Regions from separate parts of the Homo sapiens genome. Here region 2 is linked to region 1. A link is a contact called in ENCODE Hi-C data. All regions are on one chromosome and are shown on one strand. Each heading gives the region's core, a stretch centred on a gene start or an enhancer-like site at or near the end of the contact. The rest is flanking DNA. Distances are from core to core; before and after follow the strand shown.

Region 1 (7,335 bases), core at 3,294-5,793:
TCTTTGAAACAGGTTAGGGCCGGGCACAGTGGCTCAAGCCTGTAATCCCAGCACTTTGGGAGGCCGAGGCGGGTGGATCATGAGGTCAGGAGATCGAGCCCATCCTGGCTAACACGGTGAAACCCCATCTCTACTAAAAATACAAAAACAAAAAATTAGCCGGGCGTGGTGGCGGGCGCCTGTAGTCCCCGCTACTCGGGAGGCTGAGGCAGGAGAATGGCGTGAACCCGGGAGGTGGAGCTTGCAGTGAGCCGTGATCGTGCCACTGCACTCCAGCCTGGGCAACAGAACAAGACTCTGTCTCAAACAAACAAACAAACAAACAAACAAAAAATAAACAGGTTACACCTGTTGTCCTCCATATTACTGTGCATATGTGTATAATTACTCTACATATTTTTTCACTACGAATACTGTGTATATCCCTAAGATCCTTTACATTTCATGAGGAGCCAGAGCCTATTTGTACATTCACTACTTTGTCCCTAAGACTTGGCTCAGGCCTGAAGATATATAATAGATAATTGATAAATATTTATTAAATAGATGAATATGCTAGGTTGCGTGCTGTCATGGGGGAAACAAAGATGAAATAGATACAGGTTATACATTAGAGAAATTGACCCTCTAGTAGGGGAGATATGATTGAAACATAGATAATTATAAGGCAAGACAATTAACCTCACAGGAAACTCTGCAAGTCCTGAGGAAGGGGCATTACGTCTAGCCAGGAAAATTCGAGGAAATTCTGTGGAGGGAGTTCACTGGGCATTTAATGGAGGGAAAGCATACACAAAGGCATCAGTTTGAGAAAGTGTAGGGTGAATGTGGAAAAAAATGTGTGGATCAATTTAATTGGAACACAGAGTACACCAATACAAAAGAGAGAGGCCAGGTGTGAGCCTATATACTTACCACATAGATTTAACAATTAACATTTTGCCATATTTGCTTGATAGGTAGGTAGGGAGGGAGACAGACAGACAGATAGATGTGTGTGTATGCATTTCAAAGCCACCACTTGGTGGCTCACATCTGTCATCCCAGCACTTTGGGAGGCCAAGGCAGGCAGATCACCTGAGGTCAGGAGTTTGAGACCAGCCTGGCCAACATGGTGAAACCCTGTCTCTACTAAAAATATAAAAATTAGCTGGGTGTGGTGGTGCATGCCTGTAATCCCAGCTACTCCAGAGGCTGACACAGGACAATCACTTGAGATTGTGCCACTGTACTCCAGCCTAGGTGAGTGAGATTCTGTCTTAAAAAAAAAAAAGGACTGGAAAGGAGAGGTGACATCAGATTGTCATGGGTCTCATTTGCCAGGCCAAGAATTCTGTTCTGTATTCCGGAGGCAGTGTTAGGTAACAACAGTAGGTCAAACTAGCCTCTCAAAACCTTTTTTAAAATTATTATTCCAAATATACAATAAAAGTAGAAATAATAGTACAGTAAACACCTATATACTTACCACATAGATTTAACAATTAAGATTTTGCCATATTTGCTTGATAGGTAGGTAGGTAGGGAGGTAGACAGACAGACAGATGTGTATGTATGCATTTCAAAGTATTTATCTTTCCTTGGCTCTGTGTGTGTGTGTGTGTGTGTGTGTGTGTGTGTGTGTGTGTGAGAGAGAGATAGGGCCTCACTCTGTCAGGCTGGAGTGCAGTGGCACAATCACAGCTCACTGTAGCCTCGACCTCCTGGGCTCAATCAGTCCTCCCACCTCAGTCTCCCAAGTAGCTGGAACTACAGGCACAGGCCTCCATGCCCAGCTAATTTTTTTGTTTTGTTTTGTTTTGCTTTTGTTTTTAGTAGAGACAGGTTTATTTATGTTGCCCAGACTGGTCTCTTATCTTTCTTTTTTGCTGAACCATTTCAAAGAGAGTTACGGATATCATAACTCTTCACTCCTACGTTTCTCCAAGTTGTAAAGATGTTTTCCCCCATGTCCAGCATACCATTATTACAATGAACAAATGTAATAACTAACAACATCTGATACCAGTCCATTTTCAAATTTCCCCAATTGTCTCAAAAATGTCTAAAAGCCTGCTTTTTCAGAACCAGAATCCAATTAAGCATTTGATTGTATCTCTTTAAGTTTTTTTTCAAATTTAGAACAATCACCCCTGACCATTTTTATGACATTGATTTTCCTTGATCTTTATGTCTTATCTTCTATAAAATAGTTGTCTTATAGAATGCTTCACGTTCTTGATTTATCTGATTATCTCCTTGGGGTTATGGTTCAACTGGTTCCTCCAGCCCAGTAAACTGGAGTTTAGATCCAAAGCCTTGATTAGATTAACTTTCAGTATTTTGGCAAGAAAACACCATTAAGTGATGCTGTATACTTTATGCTGCAGCACACTGGGAACTTCATAAAAATGTTGGTTGTCCAAGGGTTACTGATACACATTGGATAACTGGGTTAAGGTGGGGACTGCCAGATCTCCCCATTGTAAAAGTATGTTTCTCCTTTGTGATGGCAAGTAACCTGTGAGATGTGTTTGGCAACACAACTCACATGTTTGTAGCTATCTACAGTTTATCAAACACATTCAAACGCACTTAATCACAACAGCATCCCTGTGAGGTTTTATTCCTGTTTAACATAAGTGAAAACTGAGACTTGGAGTGCTTAAATAATTTTCTCAAAGTAATAGACCCAGTAAGTAGCAAAAGCAGGACTCAAGCCTAAATGGATTAACTCTAGCTCAGTTAAAAAAAAAATTAATCCCAAATAGCCTACATCTAATAGCAGATTTTATTTTGCTCTACACATTCAGAGAAATTCACTAGTAATGAGCTATACAAATGATCCCTGATAGTAAAAATTGCAGATTTTTAAAGAGTATTCTCTCTCCAGAATTCAATAAATACTTCGCTTCTTTTGAAACGATTTTCTTAAAAAGGATACTTTAATTTATTGACACTGGGAAGCACATTGGCAAAGAAAGTCAATTTCTTTTACAGTATCTAATAGCTATTTCTATTGCCTGTTCAAACTAGCAAAATGTAACAGATGCTAGATTCCCTAAAGTACGGCGCTTTAGGTTACATTTGCAACAATAGCTTACATCTAAATGTTACATTAGTTACTGAATTTGTAATCTTCACAAATGTGTGAATAGTCAGTTGATCAAAAATAACGATTTCCTGCTACAAGAGAACGCATAGCAGAAAATGTTCCCAACACAAAGATAATGTTTGAGATGATGGATATCCCAATTACACTGATTTGATAATTATACATTGAATACATGTATCACAATATCAGATGTATCCCTGAAAATATGTACAACTATATCAGTTTAAAGATATAAAAAAAATTTTCTGTCCAAAGTTAAATATGTACAACTACGATATATCAGTTTAAAGATACAAAAAATAATAATTTTCTGTTCAAAGTTAAGCATATACATGGCACCTATGATGCTAAAACCAAGGGCCTTTAGGTCTGGAAGAGACACATAAAGTCAGGTCCTCGCGAATCTACTTCTGAAGGGGACAGAATCGGTATAGGCATATGACAGTCTAGAATCAAGACACAAGGGGTGTGGAGCGATAAAGAGCAAACAGGGAAGGGAACTAGGGGGACCATGGATCCAGGAAGGGGCTGGAAAAGCTACTTCTGGGCACCCCTGGAATCTGGGTATCCAGCTTCGAGTTAGAAGGGGGTCCTTCAAGAGAGCCTCAGGCGGGGGCTGACTGCCGAGAGTTACTCTGTCCTCCAGGTTCTTCCTAACAAGAAGCTACGAAGTTCTTATTCAGAAAAACGGAACACGACATCACACCCACGTGAAAAAAACGCTTTTAAGAGGCCAAGTCACTTTCACCTCCCACCAACTTGCCAAAGGCTGAAAGCAGGCGGACACGCCCCCAAGCGCTCTTCTCCGATTTCATTGGTTGCCCCGGCCTGCTCCTCATTAGGTCTCTCTCACTGGTCAGCAATGCCGCTTTCACAGCCAATTCTCAGAACCAATCATCTCCAACTATTGCCCCGCCTCTCCACCACGTGAGTGGCATAGGTGCCAACCAATAAAAAAAGAAAATAAGGATGTAAAGACGAGACTCCTTCCCTTTTTCCTCAACTCGTTCAGTAAATGGTAGAAAAGGTGGAGCAGCTGATACCAACCACCAATCCATGAGGGCGGAAAAGGATGATGAGAAGAGCGATGGGAGGGGGTGACGTGGCAGTGACAGGCGCATAAACTGAAATGAATGGCGGAAACAGCAGCCAATCGGCGATCAGATTGGCCGGGCATTCCGCATTCTCCCGTCCTCCCTGAGCGCTGGAAACTTCAGGAAAGCACCAATGAGCTTCCCCAAAAGTCTGATTGGCCTTTATCTGAACCAATCAAAGGTGGGTCTGGCGGACGCGTCCCACCCCAGGCTCTCACTGGGCGCTGTAGAATGACAGGCCCGAGAGAAATGCCAATATCCGCGGGGTCTTCCTCAAGTGACACTCAGCGGCACCAATCGACGTCCTTCTTCCCGGCGGCCGAGCCCTCCTCCCCGCGGCTGGCCGGGCGGGGCGGGGACGCTGCGCGGCGGTGGCTGATGCGGTAGCCGTGTGGGGCGCTCCGGGCGGCGACGGCGGCTCTCGTAGGCGGTTCCGGTCTTGTATCTCCAGGCGGCGGCGGCTCATGGCGGCGACGGAGCTGAGAGGAGTGGTGGGGCCAGGCCCGGCAGCCATTGCAGCACTTGGCGGCGGCGGCGCCGGTCCCCCAGTGGTGGGAGGAGGCGGCGGCCGCGGAGATGCGGGGCCAGGCTCCGGGGCCGCGTCAGGGACGGTGGTCGCGGCGGCGGCGGGAGGCCCGGGCCCGGGGGCCGGGGGAGTGGCGGCGGCTGGCCCGGCCCCTGCGCCGCCGACTGGGGGCTCGGGCGGCTCGGGCGCTGGGGGTTCGGGCTCGGCTCGAGAGGGCTGGCTCTTCAAATGGACCAATTATATCAAAGGCTACCAGCGGCGATGGTTCGTGCTGAGCAACGGGCTCCTGAGCTACTACAGGTAACTGCTTCCGGGGCGCTGTCGCTCACCTTGCCTCCCCCATATCTGCCAACAGTCCCAGCTCCGGCATTACCGCCAGCCGGCACCGCAGCCAGGGTTGCCCCAGGCCCCTTTTCGTCATCTGTGCGGATTGACAGCCCAGGGGTCGGAGCCCACTGTCACGAAAGTGAAAAGCCCCTGGACGTACACCTCCCCTCCCCTCGGGTTACCCACTCTTGGTGCCTTATCTTCCCTTCGCTCCCGGCCTTTCCAGTCATTAGTCGTTTGGAGAGCGTCTGTGCTTCCATTGTATTTCCACCAGCACATGGGTGCAATTATTAATTCTGCAAGCAAGGCACTGGTGTAGGTACTAAGGGAACACATGCAGCAGAACAAACCCGAGGCACTCCTCCCAAGGAACTTACAGTGGAAGTCCCAAGTTGTAGCTGTCAGTGCCCAGTCTCCAAAACTCAAGGTTATTCGTAGCTCTGGATGTACCCGTCCTTGCTCCCTTCACATTCAGACATAAGGGCATCACACACACAGGGTGGCTTCGGTATTCCGTCCCCTTTCTGCCTTATCTCTCCAAGACTTTGCATGTGCTTTGGCCTCTGGACAGCCCAGAATGGAGATGTGCACCCCAGTGCTGCTTTTATTTTTGCTTGCCCCACCTCCTCCCGTGGAAATGATTAAGTGTTTTATCTGGCATTTCTGTGATTTTTTGGTTAGTTAGGATTAACTTTTATTAAAAGAAGAATCCATGTCTTTGGTGTGATTACTTCTGTTCAACAAGGTTTATTTTGGACTGTTTAATATATATTTATGGTGACTCATAACCTGGCCATCACATGGCACGCTTTTGGGCTAAAAAGGATAGAGGAGTTAAGATAGGTGATTTGGGGACAGGGCGTAAACATTTCCTGAGGGCTGGACAATGTGTCTAGGTGTTTTATATACAGTATTTCATTATAGTATTTTGTTGACTCCCAACAACAACCCTAGGAGTTGGGAAATATTCCCATCTTACTGATGAGGAAAACAGACTTAGCATGGGCAACTTTCCCAAGGTTTTTGAGCAGCTGGGATTTGAAACTACTTCTGTTCACACTAATCTAACCTAAAACTCAGGTTAGTGTGAAATGAATCGGTCAGTTACAGAGATAATTGCTTATCAATAGCAAGTAATTTTATGGATCATGCTTACTATGTGTATTTTATGCAAAAAGTATAAAAGTCTCCTTTAAGGGATATTTTGCTTAATGACATTCCAATTGAAATATTTTTTTCCAGAGACCATCCTCTTTGAGACCCAAAACACTGATGTTGAAGAGCAGCTCACTCTATATTTCTTTTCCTTCACCAGGAATCATTCTGCTACCCAGAGAGTTAGGCTGAACAAGTCTCTTTTCCATCAACTCCACTGTATTGGCTCTTAGAGAATTTTGAGGAGAAATTGAAGGTGGGAGTTGGAGGTTGTTGGCAGGAACACATTTTTACCTGTCCTCTTACAGGGCAAAATGCCTTAGATAGCTCATCCTCACTGCTTAATCAACAGTTGTGAATAATTGTATATTTCATTTGCATTACTGTATTCAGAATTGATTTTAATTATGACCCTTTCGAACTACTTATCCAGGACCATCCATTTAAACTTAGATTACAAATCTAAAATTTTAATTTCCCCAGATTTTTCTCTCATTCAAGTTCATGTTTTCCTGTTATTATTGACCATCATTTTAATGTTTAATTGATTTATATCCTGACTTGTGTCGCAAGTCAATATTAATACTGTTTTTGCATTTTCAAAAATTGTATATCACCTCAGGGCCTTCGTATGTGGTCATTTCTCATCCAAGTTCTTACCGGATCCACTTTCCAGGCCAGTTGATTCTTTGATCAGTACTAGTGTTGATCAATAGTGATCTTAGACACTAATAACTTACATGTTGCTGTCTCTTTAAGTATTTGTTACCACTTTTAACTTCTCCCTTACAAGAGCTAGTGGTACCTGTCTGACTACATATAAAACTCCTTCCAAAACATACCAAACCACATATTGGGAAATATGCCATAGGCCTGCCCTAGTCAACTTAGGTGGTCCCACCCATAAACAAACCAGCGGGATCCAGAGTTATCAATCTGTGCACTACCCTCAAAATTGCACTGAAATACCTCCTATCAAGTATACTGGCAGTTTATTTTTTCCTGCAGGATTCTTCTGGTCCTCATCTTCCTCCAAGAATTATTTAGACAAGTTGTCATTCCTCCTGCTTTTCATACCTCCAAAACCTGCAGTTTCTTATATATGCTGTTTCCAAAATACTGTTTTCCTTTTAAGTGGG
Region 2 (7,335 bases), core at 4,836-7,335, 3.1 Mb before region 1:
TCTCACTCATCAGCTAGGCTGGAGTGCAGTGGCATGATCTTGGCTCACTGCAACCTCCAGGTTCAACCAATTCTTCTGCCTCAGCCTCCCGAGTAGCTGGGATTACCCATGTCCAGCTAATTTTTGTGTTTTCAGTAGAGATGGGGTTTCACCATGTTGGCCAGGCTGTTCTCAAACTCCTGACCTCAAGTGATCTGTCCACCTTGGCCTCCCAAAGTACTGGGATTATAGGCATGAGCCACTATGCCCAGGTGAGACCCTATTTTTTTTTTTGAGATGGAGTCTCGCTCTGTCGCCCAGGCTGGAGTGCAATGGCGCGATCTCAGCTCACGGCAACCTCCGCCTCCTGGGTTCAAGTGATTCTCCTGCCTCAGCTTCCCGAGTAGCTGGGATTACAGGCACACATCACCATGCCCGGCTAATTTTTGTATTTTTGTAGAGATGGGTTTTCGCCATGTTGGCCAGGCTTGTCTTGAACTCCTGACCTCAGGTGATTCGCTGGCCTCAGCCTCCCAATGTACTGGGATTATAGACGTGAACCACCCTGCCCAGCCCCCTCATTATTATTATTATTTTTTGAGATGGAGGTCTCGCTCTGTCGTGCAGGCTGGAGTGCAGTAGCGTGATCTTGGCTCATCGCAACCTCTGCCTCCCAGGTTCAAGTGATTCTTCTGCCTCAGCCTCCTGAGTAACTGGGATTATAGGCGCTCACCACCATGCCTGGCTAATTTTTGTATTTTTAGTACAGACGGGGTTTCACCATGTTGGTCAAGCTGGTCTCGAACTCCTGACCTTGTGATCCACCTGCCTCTGCCTCCCAAAGTGCTGGGATTACAGGCGTGAGTCACTGTGCCCGGCCCCATTAATTTTTTATATAAAATTAGATATGCAGTGAGCCGAGATTGTACCACTGCACTCCAGCCTGGGTTATGGAGCAAGACTCCATCTTAAAAAAAAAAAATTAGATAAATTACAATTTTTTAAAAAACAAACTAACCTTCATTGTATCTCTTCTACCTGAGGCTCTATGTCCTGAATCCCCCATTTCACCACAGTTCTTGTACTGCAGCTTTGTTAATAATGGTTGCCATTAATTGTCAGGAAATGGCAAGCGCTGTGCTATGTGCTTGATATACACTGTCTTGTTTAATCTTCGCATCTACACTATTAAATAGGTGTTACTATCTTCATTTAGTGGATGAAGAAATCAAGACTCAGACAAATAACTTGTCTAAGATCTTACAGGTTCTAGGTGGAATATGAAATTTGAATGAAGTGTTGTCTAACTCCAAAATCATCATTCTCAGTAACAATACAGCATATAACTTCACTATTCTCTTGGATGACTTAATGGGACCTTGAAATACAAACCTGCAGAGGAGTCAATTCAGGCAATTCAGGTCAATGTTCTGCCTTTTTATGATTAAGAAGGGAAACACTCCCTATTTCACAACTGTGGGAATTAAACATAGTATTATTAAATCATGGTGCTGAGAAAGATCAAGAATCAGCAGTGATGAGCACATTAAAGGGCCTGTGCTGATGTCTGTATCCCTTCTACAACATCCCCACCAAGTGGTCAAAAAAAAAAAAAAAAAGTGGAGGAATACAGAAGAAACAAGTAAATGAATTTTTTGTTTGTTTGTTTTTAGACAGAGTCTCCCTCTGTTGCCCAGGCTGGAGTGCACTGGTACGATCTTGGCTGACTGCAACCTCCACATCCCAGGTTCAAGCGATTCTCTTGCCTCAGCTTCCCAAGTAGCTGGGACTACAGGCACCTGCCACCACACCCAGCTAATTTTTAAAATATTTTTAATAGAGATGGAGTTTCACCATATCAGCCAGGATGGTCTCCATCTCCTGACCTCGTGATCTGCCTGTCATGGGCTCCCAAAGGGCTGGGATTACAGGCGTGAGCCACCGCACCTGGCCCAAGTAAATTAATTTTTTTTTTTTTTGAGACGGAGTTTTGCTCTTGTTGCCCAGGCTGGAGTGTGCAATGGCGCGATCTTGGTTCACCACAACCTCCGCCTCCCAGGTTCAAGCAATTCTCCTGCCTCAGCCTCCCTAGTAGATGCGATTACAGGCATGCACCACCACGCCTGGCTAATTTTTTTGTATTTTTAGTGCAGATGGGTTTCTCCATGTTGGTCAGGCTGGTCTTGAACTCCTGACCTCAGGTGATCCGCCCACCTCGGCCTCCCAAAGTGCTGGGATTACAGACATGAGCCACCATGCCCGGCCCAAGTAAATTAATTTTTAAAAGTGCTTTAAGAGGCTGGACGCAGTGGCTCACGCCTGTAATGCCAGCACTTTGGGAGGCTGAGGCAGGCAGATCATGAGGTCAGGAGATCGAGACCATCCTGGCTAACACGGTAAAACCCCGTCTCTACTAAAAATACAAAAAATTAGCCAGGCGTGGTGGCGGGCGCCTGTAGTCCCAGCTACTCGGGAGACTGAGGCAGGGGAATGGTGTGAACCCAGGAGGCAGAGCTTGCAGTGAGCCAGAATTGCGCCACTGACGCCAGCCTGGGCGACAGAGTGAGACTTGGTCTCAAAAAAAAAAAAAAAAAAAAAAAAAGTGCTGACCAGGCGCGGTGGCTCACACCTGTAATCCCAGCACTTTGGGAGGCCAAGGCGGGAGGATCACTAGGTCAGGAGATGGAGACCATCCTGGCTAACAAGGTGAGACCCCGTCTCTACTAAAAATACAAAAAAAAAATTAGCTGGGCGTGGTGGTGGGCGCCTGTAGTCCCAGCTATTCGGGAGGTTGGGGCAGAACGGCATGAACCTGGGAGGCAGAGCTTGCGGTGAGATCACGCCACTGCACTCCAGCCTGGGCGACAGAGCAAGACTCTGTCTCAAAAAAAAAAAAAGTGCTTTAAGAAAAATAAAACTATGTCGGGACAGAGAATGAATGAAGTCAGAGTGCTGTTTGCTTCTGGAAGGCTTTTTGGTGGGAGGAATCGGGGGACAGAGTCTTACTTGCTCTGTCACCCAGGCTGGAGGGCAGTGGCCCAATCTTGGCTCACTGCAGCCCCGGCCTCCCATGCTCAAGACATTGGCCCACCTCAGTTTCCAGAATAGCTGGGACTACCGGCAAGCACAACCATGCCTGGCTAATTTTTGTATTTTTTGTAGAGACCGGGTTGCGCCACATTTCCCAGGCTGGTCTTGAACTCCTCGGCCTACCAAGGTGTTGGGATTACAGTTGTGAGCCACTGCACCAGCTACAGAAGGCTTCTCTAAGGAAGCAACTTTTGAGTCCAAATCTGGATAAGTGTCATTCAAGGGACAGGGCATTCTAGCTGGAAAGACAGCCTACAAAAGTGTGAAGGTGGAAATGTACTTTGGACATTAAGTGTATAAAAGGGCCAGTTTGGGAAGGGCATGGTGGCTCACACCCATAATCCCAGCACTTTGGGAGGCCGAGGTGGGTGGCTCACCTGAGGTCAGGAGCTCGAGACCAGCCTGGCCAACATGGCAAAACCCCGTCTCTACTAAAAATACCAAAATTAGCCAGGCATGGTGGCAGGTGCCTGTGATCCCAGCTACTTGGAAGGCTGAGGCAGGAGAATCGCTTGAACCTGGAAGGCAAAGGTTGCAGTGAGCTGAGATCACGCCACTGCACTCCAGCCTGAGCAACAGAGTGAGACACCGTCTCAAAAAAAAAAATAAATAAATAAAATAAAAAATAAGGCCAGGCGTGGTGGCTCAAGCCTGTAATCCCAGCACTTTGGGAGGCCGAGGTGGGCGGATCACCTGAGGCTGGGAGTTTGAGACCAGTCTGACCAACATGAAGAAATCCCATCTCTACTAAAAATACAAAATTAGCAGGGCATGGTGCCACATGCCTCTAATCCCAGCTACTTGGGAGGCTGAGGAAGGAGAATTGCTTGAACCCGGGAGGCGGAGGTTGCAGTGAGCCAAGATCGTGCCATTGCACTCCAGCCTGGGCAACAAGAGCAAAATTCAGTCTCAAAAAAAATAAAAGAGCTAGTTGGTGCTGGGGCCTCGAGGTGAGTTTGGATTTTCTTCTAAGTGTGATGAGATGCCAATGGGGTGTTTCAGGCAGTGACAGGATCTGATTTCCTTATCTGTAAAATGGTGATAATCCTTGCAGTTTTGTGAAGATGGCAGATATCTGTAAATGACTGCCCAACATGTTATAGGCACTCAATAAATAAAAATTACTGGGCCGGGTGCAGTGGCTCATGCCTGTAATCCCAGCACTTTGCGAGGCCGAGGCGGGCGAATCACCTGAGGTCAGGAATCCAGACTAGCCTGGCTAACATGGTGAAACCCCGTTTCTACTAAAAATACAAAAAATTAGCCAGGCGTGGTGGCACGCGCCTGTATCCCAGCTATTCCAGAGGCTCAGGCAGGAGAATCGCCTGAACCCGGGAGGAGGAGGTTGCAGTGAGCCGAGATCGTGCCATTGCACCCCAGCTTGGGCAACAAGAGCGAAGCTCTTCTCAAAAAAAGAAAAAGGAAAAGAAAAATGAGGAAAAGCTATACGACCCACTGAATATAAGGGATCTAAACTAGCAGCTAAAGAAATGAACGTGTTTCACAAATATTAAATGTCCCTTAAATAAACAATGGCCTGACCTTAAGTATAGTTTTTCCCTATAGCATGCAAAATTACCTAAAGCTATCAACAATACCCAGAAGGCTGTTAGAAATGCAAACTGGGGCTGGGTGCGGTGGCTCACGCATGTAATCCCAGCACCTTGGAAGGTAGAGGCGCGTGGATTACCTGAGGTCAGTAGTTCAAGACCAGCCTGACCAATATTATGAAACCCCGTCTCTACTAAAAATACAAAAATTAGCTGGGCATGGTGGCGCATGCCTGTAATCCCAGCTACTCAGGAAGCTGAGGCAGGAGAATCGCTTGAACTCGGGAGGCAGAGGTTGCGGTGAGCCGAAATCACGCCACTGCACTCCAACCTGGGCAACAAGAGCGAAACTCCGTCTCAAAAAAAAAAAAAAAAAAAAAAATTAGCTGGGCGTGGTGGCTGGCGGGCGCCTGTAATCCCGGCTACTGGGCAGGCTAAGACAGGAGAATTGCTTGAACCCGGGACGGGGAGGCTGCAGTGAGCCCAGACCGCGCCAGTGCACTCCAGCCTGGGAGACAGAGCGAGACTCCATCTCAAAAAAAAATAAAATAAAATAAAATAAAATAAAATAAAATAAAAAAATAAAGAAATGCAAACTGATAGGCCCCACGTCAGACCCATCCGAATCTCTGGGGATGGGGCCGAGGAGGTTGTGTTTTAACAGACTCTCCAGGTGAAGTCTGAGAAGCCCTGCTCTATGGCAACTTAATTACAGCCGCACAGATTGACAGGTTATTCCAATTCATGGCAGAATAAATGGATGACAGTAAAAAAAAAAAAAAGTCAGCGTTTTTTCCCCCAATGTTCACAGATGTTCATGTTCCTGTCTTAATGCTCTCTAGCCACCCTTTAGCCCCGTTCTTACCAGCTAGATTGTTATAGCAGTCTGTCTGGGTGGTATGCAATATGTTTTCTTGTTCAGGCGTGAGGGCCGGGCCCTGAGGTCCGAGATTAGGTAACGGAGAGGGCAGACTCGGATCCAGACCCCGCAGCTGAAGCAGAGCTCGATGGTACCTACTCACAGCATCTCGGTACTTCCCTTCCCGGTAGCGCTGGTTCCCTTCCTCCTTGTACAGCTGAGCCTCCTGCAGACGCTTCTCCATAACTGTCGCCCACGGTTCTTGCGGAACTGGGAAGTGAAGGAGCAAGTGAAGCTCTGGGGTTGGGAGCAAAATAACTGACAGTAGCAGCCAATTTAAGGAGGCAGGAAATTACCCTTCTTCCTGGAGAGTCCCCCCACAGGGACCTGCGGTTTGCTTGTTTCTACTGAAAGCCCCACCTCTCCTTTCTGCAGTCTTTTTCTCAAGAAGTGCAGGCAAGTAGTAAGGAAAGGGATGTGGGAATAATGAAGCCCAACATTAAGTGACTTCCTAAAGAGGCGATGTGGGGGTGGATGAGACTTTCCGAAGAACTCAAGCAAGGCCCTACTCAGGAATTGTTGCGGGCGTGAGAACGCCTGGGACACTGGCTTCCGCCTTTCTATTGGACCCGCCCCCCCCCGACCTGGAAGTAGAAGGGAGTGGGCGGGACTAGTGCTAAAACTCCAGAGGGCTTCAAGCAATTCTAACTCTTCTTCCTTATTCAACATTTATTTGTTGACGTCAATAAATAAACTGGGAAGCCGAGGTGAACCACCAGCGACACTGAGGTGTCCACATAAGCGTCACAGCTGCAAGCCCACCCGGCGCCGTGACCAGTTCCTCGCCCTCTGCAGATGCCCAAACCTGGAAGTCTCCTGGGCTTCGGTTTACCAGCAGGAGCAAGGAGAGGAAAGGGTCAGAGATGCGTACAGTTTGGTATCTTGAGGGTCGCGCGCATTGCGCCACACCACCCAATCAGAAGAGGCTCCGGAAAAATAATCCCGCAGAAACGACCCCGCCTCCTCAGCGGACCAACCTGGGAAAAAAAAAAAAAAAAAATTCCCCTGGCAGCTTCGCCAATTGGAAAAATCCGGACGATCACGGATGACCAATCGGAACGGCAAATGACGATTCAAGTTGTCCAATAAGAGAAAAAGGGCGGGTTCAAGGGCCTCTGTTGCTGGGTAGAAGTTGAGGCGTTGAGGAAAAAGGAGGGCCCGGATTACAGTATTTCTTCGTTCTGGGGAGCCCTTTTGCTTCCTAGCCAGAAAAACAATTGCTACTAGGCTTACATGTTGCAACACATTCTCTAATGACTTTTTTTTTGTCGTTACTGCTGCAAGCACAGACAGTAGGGAAAAGAGGCTAGCGACCCCTAAAACGCCACAGCAAATGGAAGTCAGACGGAAGTAAGGGTGGTGGGAGGGGCATGGCATCGGGGAGCTCCGGGCGGCTGCGCAGAACTCCCCGGCTGGAAGTACTGAAAGACCGGCGCGCACACGCTTCCGTGCTACGAGGCACTTGAGCTGCAGCCAGCCTTGCCCGTCTTGGACTCCACTGCGGCTGCGCGATAAAAGCACCGGCGGCGATTGGCCCGGGGGCGCCAGAGGGCGGGAGGAAGCGGGAGGAACTCCGTCGTCCTCCGCGCGCGCCTGCCCGCGGCTGGGGAACCAAGGGCCTGGAGGGGAAACAGCTCCCTGCTGCGTTGTTTTGGGCTCCGTGAGCCGAAAGGGGGAGGGGAGACGAAGGAGAAGCAAACACTGCGCAGCGGGACCGTGCGCGGCCTCCGCTCCTGCGTGCGTGCGCTCGCTCGCGCGGGCTCAGTGCTGGCGCGTGAGGCGGAGGCGGGCGGCGGC

The links. Hi-C counts contacts between places; a loop is a spot of excess contacts on that map. Pooled maps may share reads with other maps.
Region 2: a map of naive thymus-derived CD4-positive, alpha-beta T cell shows a loop between it and region 1 (26-fold over the local background). The contact joins the promoter of TTC9C here to the promoter of OSBP in region 1. A Hi-C loop is called at or near these places in 1 of 168 maps with a recorded cell type or tissue (naive thymus-derived CD4-positive, alpha-beta T cell), 1 of 37 single-sample maps with no recorded cell type and 2 of 50 pooled maps.

Annotation. Positions count from the first base shown.
Region 1 is chr11:59,612,982-59,620,316 of GRCh38, reverse strand. OSBP (oxysterol binding protein) reads left to right here and starts at 4,543. Exons shown (of 14, transcript NM_002556.3): 1 at 4,543-5,014. The coding sequence starts at 4,653. It overlaps LOC101927226 (a long non-coding RNA gene), which reads right to left and starts at 4,363. Exons shown (of 3, transcript XR_001748237.2): 1 at 4,142-4,363. RefSeq lists an enhancer at 4,081-4,170 and silencers at 4,371-4,670, 4,691-4,910.
Region 2 is chr11:62,727,236-62,734,570 of GRCh38, reverse strand. TTC9C (tetratricopeptide repeat domain 9C) reads right to left here and starts at 6,085. Exons shown (of 3, transcript NM_173810.4): 1 at 5,485-6,085. The coding sequence starts at 5,722. It overlaps HNRNPUL2 (heterogeneous nuclear ribonucleoprotein U like 2), which reads left to right and starts at 7,114. Exons shown (of 14, transcript NM_001079559.3): 1 at 7,114-7,335. HNRNPUL2-BSCL2 (HNRNPUL2-BSCL2 readthrough (NMD candidate)) reads left to right here and starts at 7,187. Exons shown (of 24, transcript NR_037946.1): 1 at 7,187-7,335. RefSeq lists enhancers at 5,704-5,813, 6,204-6,403, 6,654-6,703 and silencers at 6,964-7,123, 7,294-7,335.